Regions from separate parts of the Homo sapiens genome. Here region 1 is linked to region 2. Evidence: chromatin loops called from intact Hi-C (ENCODE). Cell type or tissue: heart left ventricle. All regions are shown on one strand. Each heading gives the region's core, and the rest is flanking DNA. Links, peaks and the distances in the headings are about the cores only.

Region 1 (7,496 bases), core at 1,220-6,219, 260 kb before region 2:
CAGTTTATGGCCAGATTTTGGGGGATTTGTTCCCAACATCCGTCTCTACTAAAGATACAAAAGCTAGCCAGGTGTGGTGGTGCATGCCTATAGTCCCAGCTACTTGGGAGGCTGAAGCAGGAGAATCGCTTGAACCTGGGAGGCGGAGGTTTCAGTGAGCCACTGCACTCCAGCCTGGGCAACAGAGTGAGACTCTGTCTAAAAAAAGGAAAGAAAGAAAGAAAGAAAGAAAGGAAGAAAGGAAGAAAGGAAGAAAGGAAGAAAGGAAGGAAGGAAGGAAGGAAGGAAGGAAGGAAGGAAGGAAGGAAGGAAGGAAGGAAGGAAGAAAAAAAGAGCCAGAAGCATTTGTTGAATTGGGTGTGTGCTTTGTGAGAAAGAGAGGCAAGACAGATGACTCCAGGAGTGTTTGGCCTGAGCAACTAGGTGGAGTTGTCAATGAGTAAGTCCGGGAGAAAAGTGGGAGAAGCAGGCTCCGGGAGAAGAAGATAAGGAGCTGCGTATTGGACATGTTTGTTTGAAATGCCAATTTTACCTGTAAAGGGAGATGTTTACTAAGCAGTTGGAAATATGAGTCTGGAGTTCTGAGGACAGGTCCAGACTAGAGATAGAAATCAGAGCGATGTCGAGGTTAAATCTAGATGTACTTAACAGCATGAGGTTGGATGAGGCCATACAGAAGGGCTGTAGAGAAAAAAGAAGAGATCTGAGGCCTGAGTCGTGAAGCTCTGCAGGGTTAAGAGGCCTGGGGGAAGAGGAGGAAACTGAAGGCTGACAAAGAGTGACGAGAACAAAACCATGAGGATTAAGAGTCCAGGTGAGGAAAAAGGGTTTCAAGGTCAAGGAGTGACGATTTGTCTGAAATGCTGCTGAGAGTACAGGTAAAACAAGTTTAGATAAATGTCTGCTGGATTTAGAACCACAGAGCTGAAATGGACAGGGGCAGTTTCCCTAGAGGCACGGGACTAAGCACCTGATTAGAGAGGGTTTAATATAATTTGGAGACACCAGATACAGGCAATTCTTTTGACACAAAACAATCAGGTTCTTCCAGAAACTCCCTTTTCTGTTTTCACAAGGAGGCTGATGCCCTCTTGGGCCCTCTGTGTTGTTCTGGAGACCTCAGCTCTTAGCCTGCTGAAGGCAAGGAACAGGCGACAACCACAGCACCTTCTTCCCTGACCACAGCAAGGGGGAATGAAGGTCAGTTTTCTATGAAGCAGGAGTCAGTAAACTGCAGCAAACTATGATCACACCTGTTCATTTACGTGCTGTCTGTGGCTGCTGTCACACTAGAGGGACACAGGTAAGAGGTTGTGAGAGAATAAATAGCCCACCATACTTCAAATATTTACTATCTGGCCCTTTCCAGAAAAGGAAAGCTCTGCTATAAGTAGAGAATTAGGGCAGTAGCTAAGGAGGAAGGCGTTCAAGAAAGGGTTGTCAAAAGGAGAAATAACATTTTTGCATGCTGATAGGAACGATTCTGTGGAGAGAAAAAAAGTTGAAGTTGCAGAAGAAAGAATTGCTCGGATGATGTTCTCAAGTATAACATCAGAGGATGTTATACCTGGAATGAGGATCAGGTGCCCCAGTGGAAGGGTTGGCTTTACTAGGAATATAGACACATGTATCTCTCATTATCACTGTATGAAAAGATGTGGTACCTTACACATGAGAGCAATGTAAAGTTTAAACTCTTTGTTTCAGGTTTTCCTTTCCTTATTTATTTATTTATTTTTTTGACAGTCTCACTCTTTCACCCAGGCTGGAGTGCAGTGGCTCAGTCTCGGCTCACTGCAAACTCCACCTCTTGGGCTCAAGCGATTCTTGTCCCTCAGCCTCCCGAGTAGCTGGGATTACAGTCATGTACCACCAAGCCCAGCTAATTTTTGTATTTCTTTTTTGGTAGAGATGGGGTTTCAACATGTTGGCCAGGCTGGTCTCGAACTCCCGAGCTCAAGCGATCCTCCCGCCTTGGCCTCCCTCAGTTTTTACTTATTAGAATTGGCAAAGATAAAAACTGTGGCTAGGTGGGGTGGCTCACACCTGTAATCCCAGCAATCTGGGAGGCCAAGGTGGAAGGAATGCTTGAGGTCAGGAGTTCGGGACCAGCCTGGACAACATGGTGAGACTCCTGTCTCTATAAAAAATAGAAAATACGAAAATTAGCCAGACATGGTGGTGTGTGCCTGTTCCAGCTACTCAAGAGGCTGAGGAGGGAGGATCTCTTAAGCCCAGAAGTTTGAAGCTGCAGTGAGCTGTGGTCAATTACACCACTGGACTCCAGCCTGGGCAACAGAGCAAGACCCCATTTCCTAAATAAATCAATAAATATTATTTTTAAAACCTGTGATAATTTGCTCTGTTGGTGAGTGTGTGGGGGAAACAGGAAGTCACACATTGCTGGTGAGAATGTAAATTGGAACAATTTCTCTGTGGAAGACATGAAGAGTCATCAGGAAGCTTAAGGCCTGGGAGTTCCTAGGGGATCATCTATCTAGAAAATTTACCCTGGGAAACTGACCTTCAAGTCTCCCTTGCAGAGATTATGCAGGAATGCACTGGAGTGACTCCAGTGCCCTTCTCTGGTCAGGAACATAGCCAGGGTCTCCAGAACATATAGAGGGTGTAAGACAAGGAGAGTTTTTGCAGAAGCTGATGGGAGCCAGCACACAGCACCCAGGGAAGTTTGCCCTTGTGGAAAAGACGGCTGCCAAAACTCCCGCTCCATGCAATCTTCTTAGAGTTTAAATTCTCCTATCCTTTATCAAGGTCTAAGGAACTTGTTTCTTTTGCCTGTGTCTGATGGTATCTATTGCCAATCATCTTCCCCCACACAGAGGGTGAGACCTATCAACTTTTTAAATGCACATACATTTTGACCAAGCAATACCACTTACGGCAATTAATACTACACATATGTTTTATATATGTGTGAAGACATTCACTGTAGCATTGTTTATAATAGCAAAAAACTGGAAACAACTGGAATGGCCATTAGGGAACTATTTGAATATCATGGCATAGCCCCGTACTGGATAGACACTGAAAAGAACAAAGAGGCTTTATATAAACTAATATGGAATGATTTTCCAAACGTGTTAAGTGAGAAGAAGCAAAGTAAAGAACATATATGGGCCAAGCATAGTGGCTTGGTGTTTACATACATTAGATGTTAGAGGTACATACTAAAGAGGCAGTTTAGGCTGGGCACAGTGGCTCATGCCTGTAATCCCAGCACTTTGGGAGGCTGAGACGGGCAGATCACTCGAGTCCAGGAGTTTGAGGCCAACGTGGCCAACATGGTGATACCTCATCTCTACAAAAAATACAAAAATTAACTGGGCATGGTAGCGTCCACCTGTAATCCCAGCTACTTGGGAGGCTGAGGTAGGAGGATTGTCTGAGCCCAGGAGATTGAGGCTGCAGTGAGCTGGGAGCGTGCCACTGCACTACATCCTGGGCAGAGTGAAACCCTGTGTCAAAAAAAAAAAAAAAAAAAAAAAAAAAAAGAACAGATATGGATGGTATGTGGATATTGCTGAATTGCTTCTTCCTTTTCTTTTTTTCTTTTTCTTCTTTTTCTTTTTTGGAGACAGATCTCACTCTCACCCAGGCTGGAGTGCAGTGGCTTGATCACCACTCACTGCAGCCTCAACCTCCCGGGCTCAGGCAATCCTTCCACTTTAGCCTCCTTAATAGCTGGGACCATAGGTGTGCACCACCACGCCCCAGCTAATTTTTATTTTTATTTTTTTGTAGAGAGAGGTTTCACCATGTTGCCCAGGCTGGTCTTAAACTCCTGGGCTTAAGCGATCGGGCTGCCTCAGCCTCCCAAAGTGCTGGGATTACAGGCATGAGCCACTGTGCCCAGCCTAAACTGCCTCTTTAGTATATACCTCTAACATCTAATGTATGTAAACACTAGGACTGATTTTCACCCTATTTCTTAACTTTTTTATAGTTATACATGTGATTTTGCACACTACCACCAGAGGGGGCCTCTGCCACACTTCACGCAATATTTACAAGTCAGTATGGAGGATGTTTATTAAATAATTTTTATATCTAGAACATTCTTGTTCATTTAGCATAGGCATTTTGGTGCTCAGCTTTAAAAAAACTCTGTGAGCCCCCTGGCTCATCCGTCTTCTTTAGCATGTCAGTCCACAATCCCTGTGTCCAGTACGCCCTGACCCTGTCATCTTCCTTTGCTGTGCTGGATTCCTGAAACTGAAAATGCCTCACAACTTCTATGCACTCTTACCCTCAAAAGAGTGCATTTAGTGGCATGGCTGTGCCAGCCGTCTTTGTCCAGATGGCTTCCAGATAGGAATCACTGAGTCCAGGAATACTTTGAGAAGCCTGGAGAGCCTCTACTCTGAAAGTTTATCATCACTGCAAACTCAGCGAGTCCAGATTTTGCTCAACACATGCTGTCTGCTTTCTGTTTACCCCTCTAGTCTTTACTAACAGACACTTTATATATATATATACACACAGCCAGGCGCGGTGGCTCGCGCCTGTAATCCAAGCACTCTGGGAGCCCGAGGCAGGCGGATTACTTAAGCCCAGGAGTTTGAGACCAGCCTGGGCAACATGGTGAAACCCTATCTCTACAAAAAATACAAAAATTAGCCAGGTGTGGTGGCACGTACCTGTAGTCCCAGGTACTTGGGAGGCTGAGGTGGGAGGATGGCTTGAGCCCAGAAGACTGAGGCTACAGTGAGCTGTGATCATGCCACTGCACTCCAGCCTGGGTTGCAGAGTACGACCCCACCTCAAAACAACAACAGCAGCAAAAAAATCTTATTGAGGCATGGTTTAATAAAATATAGCTGTTTAGGTGTATAGTTCCATGACTTCTGACCAACCTACTAACCCAGGCAATTATTACCACAATCAAGATAAAGAACATTTCTATCACCCCAAAAAGCAAATGCCCTCCTCTCCCCACACTCAGCCCCAGCAACAACTGCTCTCCTTTCTGTCACTATAGATTAGATTTGCCTCTTCCAGAATTTCAGATACATAAACATGAATCAAACGGTCTGTACTCTTTCGTGTTTGGCATCTTTATCTCCACATAAGGTCTGGAGATTCATCCATGTTGAAGTGTGAATCAATTTTGCTTTCTTAAATGTCATTCCATTATTTTAATATGATATGCTGCAATTTGTTGATCCATTCAGACAGGTACTTCTTTTAACTTGTTTTTGCTGGTAAACACCCTGATGGGCATCTGCTCACTGTACATGTCATTTTCTTTTGGACAGAAATGCTAAATTTACTATTATTTGTTCATTTATTTTATGTTTTTCCAAAATGGAAACATCTTTCTGAAACAATGGGAAAGGGATCAGAATATGCCACCCCAGGCTGGGCATGGTGGCAGGGCCTATAATCCCAGCATTTTGGGAGGCTGAAGTGAGAAGATCCCTTGAGGCCAGGAGTTTGAGACCAGCCTGGGCAATAAAGCAAGACCCTGTCTCTACCAAAAACAAAATAAAATAAATTAGCGGGGCGGGGTAGTGTGTACCTGTAGTCCTAGCTACTTGGTTCAAGATGACAGTGAGGTATGATCACACTACCACACTCCAGCCTGGGCAACAACAAACAAGACCCTGTCTCTATAAAAAACAACAAAAAAAAAAACAAGCAAATAAAATGATAATAGTAAAAGTAAAAAAGAATGTGCCACCTCAAAACATGCCATATTGGCATAAGGATTATTTTGAGCTAAAGGCAACTGAGAAACAGCAGACACAAGCAAAACTCTTTGCCCTCTCTCTTTCTACCTACAAACGTTTGCCTAATTTCCCTTTGCAAAGGTGATGCCCTCTCCCATACCAGAATAAGGTGAACAATTCATCTGCATAACACACCTCACTAAACAAGCCTTAATTACCATGCCTTTCCCAGTTACCTTCCCACAATTTACCCACACCAGAGAAGCGCAGCCTCTCCCCATTTCCCTTGTCTAGTAGCTTCCCACACTTTATCATCCTCTGTTAAAATGCTGTATAAGCTCCTGGGTCTAAGCACCTCTTTGGGATTTTCACTTTTTTTCTGTGAAGCTTACATATGCAAACAAAATAAACCTTTTCGTTTTTGTTTGTTTTGTTTTGTTTTTGAGACAGAGTCTCACCCTGTCACCCAGGCTGGAGTGCAATGGTGTGATCTCGGCTCACTGCAACCTCTGCCTCCTGGGCTCAAGTGATTCTCATGCCTCAGCCTCCCAAGTAGCTAGAATTACAGACGCCCAGCTAATTTTTTGTATTTTTTGTAGAGACAGGTTTTCGCCGTTTTGGCCAGGCTGGTCTCAAACTCCTGACCTCAAGTGATCCACCAGCCTCAGCCTCCCAAAGTGCTGGGATTACAGGTGTGAGCCACTGCGCCCGGCCCTATTCGCCTCTTTTTATAAATTATATGTAACTGATGGTGTGTAAATTCTGTCCTGTCTGGCAATAATTTAATTGGTTCCCGCCATCCCCACCCTATGAAAATACCAGTTTTGTTTCCATTTGCAATTCATCTTAACATTCCTTTACTCCAGATAAATCTGTGCTTTTTGACTTTTCCTTTGAAATGTTTATAACGTACATCTGATTCCCTTATAGCATATGCGTAAATTCCTTAACAGATGTGCACTTTTATATTTGTATGAGTCATGATTTTATCTTTCTCTGAAAATTATTTTTTAACAACCCTTACATTGTTTACAGTGTTTCGATTCTGAAATCTTTGTGTATTTGTAAAATTTCCTACATAGGATAAATTCCTAGATGAATAGTTGTCCATAAGTATCCATGTTGTCCAAATGCCTTCTAGAAAGTTTGTAGAAATCTCTACAACAGAGAGCAGCACAGGAGTCTGTATTCCTACACCTTCATCTATATTATGTTTATCAATCTTTTTCAACTTTGCCAATCTGATAGGTAAAAAGTGATTTGTAGTTTTAATTTGCTTTTCTTCAATTCCTATTGAAATTGAGCATCTTTTTATGTGGATTTCTTCTTTAGTGAAGTATCTTATCATGCCCTTTGCCCATTTTTCACCTGGTGCATATTTTTACGTAAACACCCCTTTATTTGAAAAATTAATTTTTGCTTACATACTATTGCATATATTTTCTAGTTTGTTGACTTTTAACTTTGTTTATGATATATTTTGTTATGCATACATTTAACACTTTAATGTATTAACTATATCAAACTATTTTGTGTGTGATTTTAGCTTTGTTGCCATTCTGAGAAATGCTGCCTGCTCTTAAAAGGGATCAACCTGTTTCTTTTTAAAAACATTAAAGAACTTACATGTATGGGTTTTAGAAACATATTTCAGGCTTTACTCTACCTGGAATTTGCATGCTTAGGAGCCACACTTTCTTTTTTTCCTGGACAGTACATTTATGATTGAATTTGCTTTCTCCATGCTTTGAAAGTAGTACCTTACTCTTTTATGTCTTCCTCATGTTCTTTTCAATGTAATTTGAT
Region 2 (7,496 bases), core at 1,594-6,593:
CAGCTAAGAGAGGCTGAGGCTGAAGGAGGGGAGGGAAGAAGCTGATTTGCAGCTGGTGAGTCATATTGCACATACTATGAACCTATTTCTATTTAAGAAGAGGCTTTCTTAATTTTCTTTTTTGCAGAATGGTCTTGATTTTGGATCTTCTGTTCTATGATCAGATTATGTGTCAGAAGATGTTTCCAGGTTTTTGTTTGGGAAACCACAGCTATCTCATTGTTTTGCTTCTGTGATTACCTTCCTGTCCCCATGGCTTCCTTCATAGTATTCATCCCAGTTCACTCAGCTAGCTTCTTACCCTCTTCTTTGCCTTTCCAAATTATGACCTTTCCTTTAGTGACTTTCATAAGCCCCTTGAGGAGTGCCTTCATAAGCCCCTTCTGTCATTAAAACATTTTTTAAAAATTTATTTTATAACTTTGTTGGTATAAAGACAAATCCACTTGAAAGTATAATAATTTTTTCTTCTGACTATAAAAGAAAATATTCTCATGGGCTCCTTAAAGTATCATGGGCCCTGGGCACTCTGTCTCCTGTGTCTGACAGAGAATAAGCCATTCCTGCTGCCTGCTCCATAAAGGCGCCCGAAACAGATATCTCTCCTCTTATTTCCTCACTTGTATAATTCTTGTCTCGCAGGGTTGCCCTATGTAAAGTGAAATAGCGCAGAGTGCTTAACACCTGGTCCAACAGCAAATAGCCTGTAGTTAGTACCCATTTTATACTTAAACTGACATTGGGCATTGACTAGCTTGACTTAAATATTACACTGCTATCTACCTTTTTACTTATGTCTAACTCTTTAGTTAAACTGTAAACTCCTAGACGGCTGACAGTATGTTTTAAACCAGTGGTTCTCAAGCTTTGGAGGGCATCAGGAGTTGCTGAAGCTCAGCTGGCTGGGCCTCACCCCCAGAGTTCCTGATTCCGGAGGTCTGAGTCGGAGCCGATAATTTGCATTTCTAACAAGTACTCAGGTGATACTGATGCTGCTGTTCTTAGGACCCCACTTAGAGAACCACAGTTTTAGACAACTCTTTATTCTCCCAAAATCTAGCACAGAGGGAGACTTACACATTCACAGTAAATTATTTATGCAAAAGATAATACACATGCCGGAGGGAAAATCTGCCCCATCCCCATTGTGAGAAAAGTTTCAGTACTACAAAAGCTGAGCAGAAAGGGATGAGCAAAGAAATCTTGTTGAAAGAAAAGGTGCTGGTGGCACAATTGAACACTGACTGTCATCTGTTGGATCTCGGGGCATGTGCAAAATGCACACAAGAAGCCAAACAATAGCTCAGCCAACTCATGGCTGCCTGAGTTCTGAGCTCAATCTATAACAATGCCAGCAGGGCTGCTGGGATCCATCTGCTACTCTCTTTCTGATAACGGATCTGGGGTCTCTCTGGAAGAAAATAGCTTGACAGGAAGAAAGAAGGATTAGGCCAGCTGACAATGTCTGGATTTATGAAGCTGCCCTGGAATATGGTAGAGCTTTTAACCCCTTCTGCACTTGGCTAATCCTCAACATACCCCAGCTATTCTTTCCATTGTCCTTGTTCCTTTCATCAAGAAATGTAATTTGTGAATGCCAAAGCTCCCCTGGACACATTCTGTTTCCACACAAATTAAGTTCCCAGAATTTAATACTGCAGGAAGCCTTGAGATCTTTCAGCCCAACTCACTAATTTTACGCATGAGAAAACCTAAGCCTGGGATTAATCCTAAAATGTATAATCAGTCATGGTAGAGGCAGGCTGGAATCCAGATTCCTTGACTCACTGTGGGTATGTGATGTGTATAGTCCTTTACACTCCCAAGCTGAGTAGCAAAAATATATCTTTTCTCGCTTTTTTTTTTTTTTGAGACGGAGTCTGGCTCTGTCACTCAGGCTGGAGTGCAGTCACACGATCTCGGCTCACTGCAACCTCCACCTCCCAGGTTCAAGCAATTCTCCTGTCTCAGCCTCCCAAGTAGCTGGGATTACAGGTGCTGCCACCACCCCAGCTAAGTTTTGAATTTTTAGTAGAGACGGGGTTTCACCATGTTAGCCAGGGTGGTTTCAAACTCCTGACCTCAAGTGATCCACTCACCTTGGGCTCCCAAGGTGTTGGGATTACAGGTATGAACCACCGCACCTGGCCGATATCTTTTCTCTATTACATTTTAAGGAGAAAACATGACTTTCCCCGTTACTTAAGTTACTTTTCACAATTTGTTCTTTTGTCCCTGGAAGCAGGTGGGCTTCATAAACACAAATGAAGAGAAATGAAGAATGCTAAACAGTTTCAGCAGAGACTGGAAGCTTGAGGGCAGTGATGACATCCTATTCCCTGATATATGCCCATTGGCTACCCAGAACCACGGCACAGAGCAAGCTCTCAAAAACCACATGGTGAATGAATGAATGAATGAATCACTGATTTAATGACAGTTTGCCAATTTCTCTGCCAATTAGGGAATGAATGTGTTACACTGAGATTTGGAGACTGCTGTGGAGCCTGTCTCTTATCTAACTATAAGTTAGGTGCTTACATAAAACCAGAAAATGCCTTGTATTTGAAAATATGAAAATGCCTCTGTATGCTAAGCGGTGTGTCAACTGAGAAAGTACAGGCTTTGGAGGTGGCAAGCTTCGAATCCCAGGTGTTCACTCTGGTTACTTAATTCTAGGCAAATTATAGAAAATTTCTGAGCCTTGAATCCCCCTACTCAACCCTACTCCTTCCATTCCCCCCACTGGCATGTTAGGATTAAATGAGATAATGTATGCAAACTGCCTTGCACATAGTAGGTGCTGATTAAATGTTAGTGTCACTTCCTTGTATTCCCAACTGCCTGTTGAAGAGTCATGTAGGTATTCAAGTAGGTGGGGTGGCAGTTGGGGGGTAGGTATAAGACTGAATGAAAATTGAAGGGGCTTTTTGGCTGAAAATGTACATAAATTATCATTATGGTTATAGTTATCTAGTAGCTGCTTTTACTGATGGTGTGCCTTGCATTCAATATAAGCAAAGCTGCTATCATCCAGGTATTCCTCATATTCCATAACCTCTAACCATTTCCCAGGTTTCTAAATAAATTGCTTTTCAGGAAAAAAAATAAATCTAGCTTTTTGCTTACCCATTTGGTCTTGATATCCTGGTTCCGAGCTCAAGGAACTCTGTCTCCTCCTCCATTTCCGTGTCAGGGATCATGTTTTTCTGAACAGGCTGTGGTGAAAGCATTTCCCATTCATTGTCATGGGTGACAGCCTGCAACGTAACTGCATCCGGGCCAGCCCTGCCTCGGCTCTTACTCTTCTGTGATTGGCTGACTGGACCAGAGGCTTCCTCTAGTGCCAAAGATTCTAGAGGCTTCATTTCTTCCAGAATCTGCAGCTGGGGACCCTCACCCAAGCCGAGTTCAGAGAACGGCTCCACAGTCTTGCCAGACCACCCAGGCCCTGAGTCCCTGGCATCCAGTGATGGATCACCAACCTCACTATGGCCCAAGAACATCCAACTCTGGTCTTGTGCAGGGCTTTCAAAAGATGATCTCGTATCGCTTTTAGAAGACATTTTCTCTGCAGAGAGACCTTTTCTTTCATTTAAGGAGGCTGGCTGACATGTGTCTGGGAAGCTTGCTAACTGAGTTCCCTGCAGCCCTGTTTCTTTGGAACCTACATACAATTCTAATTCAGCTATGCTTTCTCTTTCTTCACAGGTCTCTGGCTTTGAGTGTGAATTTTCTTCACGGTTTACAAGTATGTAATCCATGTGTAGTGCATGACGATCTTCATTCTTCTCTGTACATCTTTCTTCCTTGTATTCTGATTTTATCTGCTCAGGCTCTTTGGTAGGAATTGTTTTTTCTTCTTCCAATTCTGATATTTCCTTGCTGGCACCTAGAAGTGGAAGTTGAAAGTGAGAAGAGGAGAAAAAGGTTTAATTAACACATTGTGTGATTTGTGATCCTTGCAAATGATCATCTAAAAGAGGTAATTTAATATTTTTTATATATTTTATTTATTTATTCATTCATTCATTTGAGACAGAGTCCCGCTCTGTCACCCAGGATAGAGTGCAATGGTGTGATCTCGGCTCACTGCAACCTCCACCTCCTGGTTTCAAGCTATTCTTCTGCCTCAGCCTCCCGAGTAGCTGGGACTACAGGCACCTGCCCCCACGCCCAGCTAATTTTTGTATTTTTAGTAGACATGGGGTTTCACCATGCTGCCCAGGCTGGTCTCGAACACCTGACATCAGGTGATCCCCCCTCCTTGGCCTCCCAAAGTGCTGAGATTACAGGCGTGAGCCACCGCGCCCAGCTAGAAAATATTTTTATTTTGTAGAGTCATTCGATTTTCTCGTGCACTATCAGGAATAGGTATTACATATGCACTAGATTTTACTGCTGTTATAATACAGGACTTAGTGAGGCATGCCTTGAAAATGTAGTTAGTTTTCTCTCTACCCTCATTGGTAGGAAGAGTGTGTCTTACAAATATGCACTAGTTTAATCAACGCAGCAGTTTCTTGGAAGTGGAAGAATGGAATGTTTCTTACCATTTGGTGGTCCTATGTCTCCACCTGCTGGTAAATCAGAATTATCTGTTTCTACTTCCCAGTCAACGTTTGATGGAGACAAAATGTTGGAGCCTGCTCCTACCGGCAAATAAACGGACTCAGGGTCTTCACGAATATGCAGCACAGCCAGCTGGGATCCAGGCAGTCTGTTTTTGGTCTCAGCCTGGTTTCCCTCACTTCTTCGATCAGGAAGTGCAGAAAGCACTATCTCTGCTGCTCTGCATCCCAGAGATTCATCCTCTGGAGACCCAGCTTCCTCTATTGTTTCAGCACTCTGGGCAGGTTCTGTGAGATAAGACAAATCAAAGGGAGGTGTGTACGGTGCCAGCGACTGCTTCAGAGAATCTTCCTCCAAAGGAGGGTCACCACCATACAGGAAGTGTTCAGGCTCTCTCAGTAAATCTTCATCGATATTCTGGCCCATTACATCATATTCAAAATCACCCCACGAGGCTTCAGATGAGCAGATATCTTGCTTCCCTAGGTCCCCATCAACTGGCGTTTCCGGATGGCCTTCGGATAATGTCAGTTTACTCATGTCATCTATTGTTCCCGTGGATGTGTTGAGACCTGAGGCATCGCTGAAACTGTGGTCAAAGGCAGCTTCGCTTATATCCAGACAAGTGTCTGAGGCTAGCAAAGCATCAGGAACCAAGGCAGGATTCTCTGTGGATAAATGTGGATCACCATCAAACAAAGCTCTTGCACCAGGCTGACTTTCAGGAGAAAAGCTGTCTGATATCCAAGAACCGTCACCTTCTGGAGTTGGCTCTTGGTGAGTTACAAAAATGCTAGTTGCCACATTTTCAATCCTTGGGATTCTTCTGTCAACTGGTTCCAAAATTGGTGCCATATCTGGGCTGGCTCCTTTTTCTGATACTTGTAAACCTGTACTGTTGTCACCGTTTATTTCAGAAGGTTCAGGTGAACCTTTATGAGAGGCGGGCTGAGAGGAGCCCTTTATGTCTGCTTGATAGCCAATTGGAGGCAGCACAGTTGCGTTTTCAGAATCGAGTTCTGCATTGGATGGGACAAACTCCCGTCCAGGCTCATAAATGGGTTCTTCATCTATCTCTGGCTCAGTGAGACAAAGCTCACTGGATTCCACTTCAGGTCCCATGCAAGCACTGAGGTGCTTCTCAGTCTCTTGCTTTGCTTCAGAATCGTGACATATATCAGGGCTGTCGGAAGCCTGAGAATTGCTGTCATGTTCGCAGTGCGTCAGGATATCAGGATTCTCACCATCTGCTTTCAAACTGAAGGGCTTCTTAGCATCTATCCACAAGTCAGGCGCGGCAGAGGCCAGCTGCCCACCCTCTTGAAAGTTGCCATGTAAAATATCTGGCACAAAGGTACCTCGGGAGTCCTCACTTGGGGTAGAGCCATCCCATTCAGAGCCTGGCTTCATTATCAGTTGGGTGGGAGAACTGACAGCAGGAAAATTTTCTGTGGCAATGCTTGAATTTGTCATCTCACCTAGGTATGATTTTTCTTGTTCCCACTGATTTGTTTCTTGACCTTCATTAGTTGAAACATTAGATGTAACACAACTATTTTCCTCTGCGTGAGTAAAGGCTGTGTCCGGATGATCACAGACTGGCAGCATGGTGTCCTGACACTGCTCTTGGGTAGGTGTTTCAGGAGTCAGCTCATCACCAGCAGCAGACACAAAGGTTTGCTCTCTTGAGTCCTTTTCTTTAATTTGGTCTAATTTTACAAGCTGGCTGAACTTGTCAGCATCTGGGTCTGGCTGCCTTGGTTGAATGTTCCAGAGTTGCTCATGGGAGTTCTTCCCATTACCTTCCAGAAAGGGTGACTGATGGTTGTCACTAAAAGGATTAGTATAGTGTGTTTCCACGGGCTCAATATCACCCTGAACTGGTACTCCCCAGGGACTGGCATTTTGGTGTACTGAAGAATTTATCTCCAACACACCACTGGAGTCAGACAGCTCCCTTTCAAATGGACTTTCAATTAGTCTCCCTTCCTGGGGTGAGGCCTTCCACCACTCAGTGCTATCAGCTGAGAAGCCCAGCATTTCCAGTTGAGAATTATCTTCGTTCTTTGGGAACGAAGCTTTGGGAGATATTTGCCATGCAACATCTCCTGTTGTCCCTGTTTCTGGAGAAGATCTCTTCTCCTTCTCCACTGCTGTAATCTGCATTTCAGTCTCCGTTAATGGTGAGAAAGTCCAGGGATCAGGGCTGCTTTGTTGATTGTCACAGAATGGGTTTGACTTATTCTCATTCTCTGCTGGCTCTGAGCTGTCTAGGTAGTCATAAATATTTTCAGACTTAGGATCAGCTGTGACCAAGAACTTATTAGATTCATTCAATGAATCCCAAGCTCTGGATTCATCCTCAGCAACGTGGCAGTTGGCCACCTGGATCTCTTCCTCTATTGACTCTTCACCACCGACACTGTCATCATCAGAACCTGAGCTTGTTGAAATGACCCTGGCATCCTCTGGCTGCACAGTTGCAGAAATGTCATGTTCATTTTTCTCCTGGTAGCTAGCAATTAGATTGCTTTCCTGATGTGTCCCTGAATGTTCAGAATATTTGCCTGTTTCAGGACTGGATAAAGAGGAAAAGGAATCACCATCAACTGAGTCATTCCAGATCTCTAAAAATGTAGGAGTTTTGCGATCAAAGCTCTTTTCAAACTCATTTATTCTGTTTTTCTCTAAATCCTTCACTTTGGTAACTATTTCTACTTGGCCATCAGTGGTAATTAGTTCAGATTCTTGGTGATTCTGTTCACTCCAGTTGCCTTGGTTTTCTTCTTGATACCCAGAACTGGGTTGCTGGCCCCAGGAGGACAGTGCAACTGAAGAGTCATTTAACTCAGGACTTGATGCACTTGAATGAGTATACTCACTAGAAATAGTATCTCTGTCAAAATTTCCAGACGAACCGGCTC

Evidence for each region. Peaks named below come from ENCODE experiments on the same cell type or tissue, not always from the same donor. Only the 100,000 strongest peaks of a DNase experiment are listed, where the experiment ranks them.
Region 1: it touches region 2 in a loop (16-fold over the local background); 100 of 110 quality-filtered maps call a loop at or near these places.

The regions. Positions count from the first base shown.
Region 1 is chr9:76,443,669-76,451,164 of GRCh38, forward strand. It overlaps a transcript of GCNT1 not described here. Among named protein-coding and RNA genes, the nearest start is that of GCNT1, 12 kb to the right of the region's middle. In heart left ventricle, for the core only: a CTCF peak has its summit at 3,995 (motif pointing right); no DNase peak of the experiment used is centred there.
Region 2 is chr9:76,700,208-76,707,703 of GRCh38, forward strand. PRUNE2 (prune homolog 2 with BCH domain) reads right to left here. Exons shown (of 19, transcript NM_015225.3): 8 at 4,554-7,496; 9 at 3,130-3,892. Among named protein-coding and RNA genes, the nearest start is that of PCA3, 60 kb to the right of the region's middle. In heart left ventricle, for the core only: a CTCF peak has its summit at 4,583 (motif pointing left); no DNase peak of the experiment used is centred there; H3K27me3 peaks cover 1,203 bases.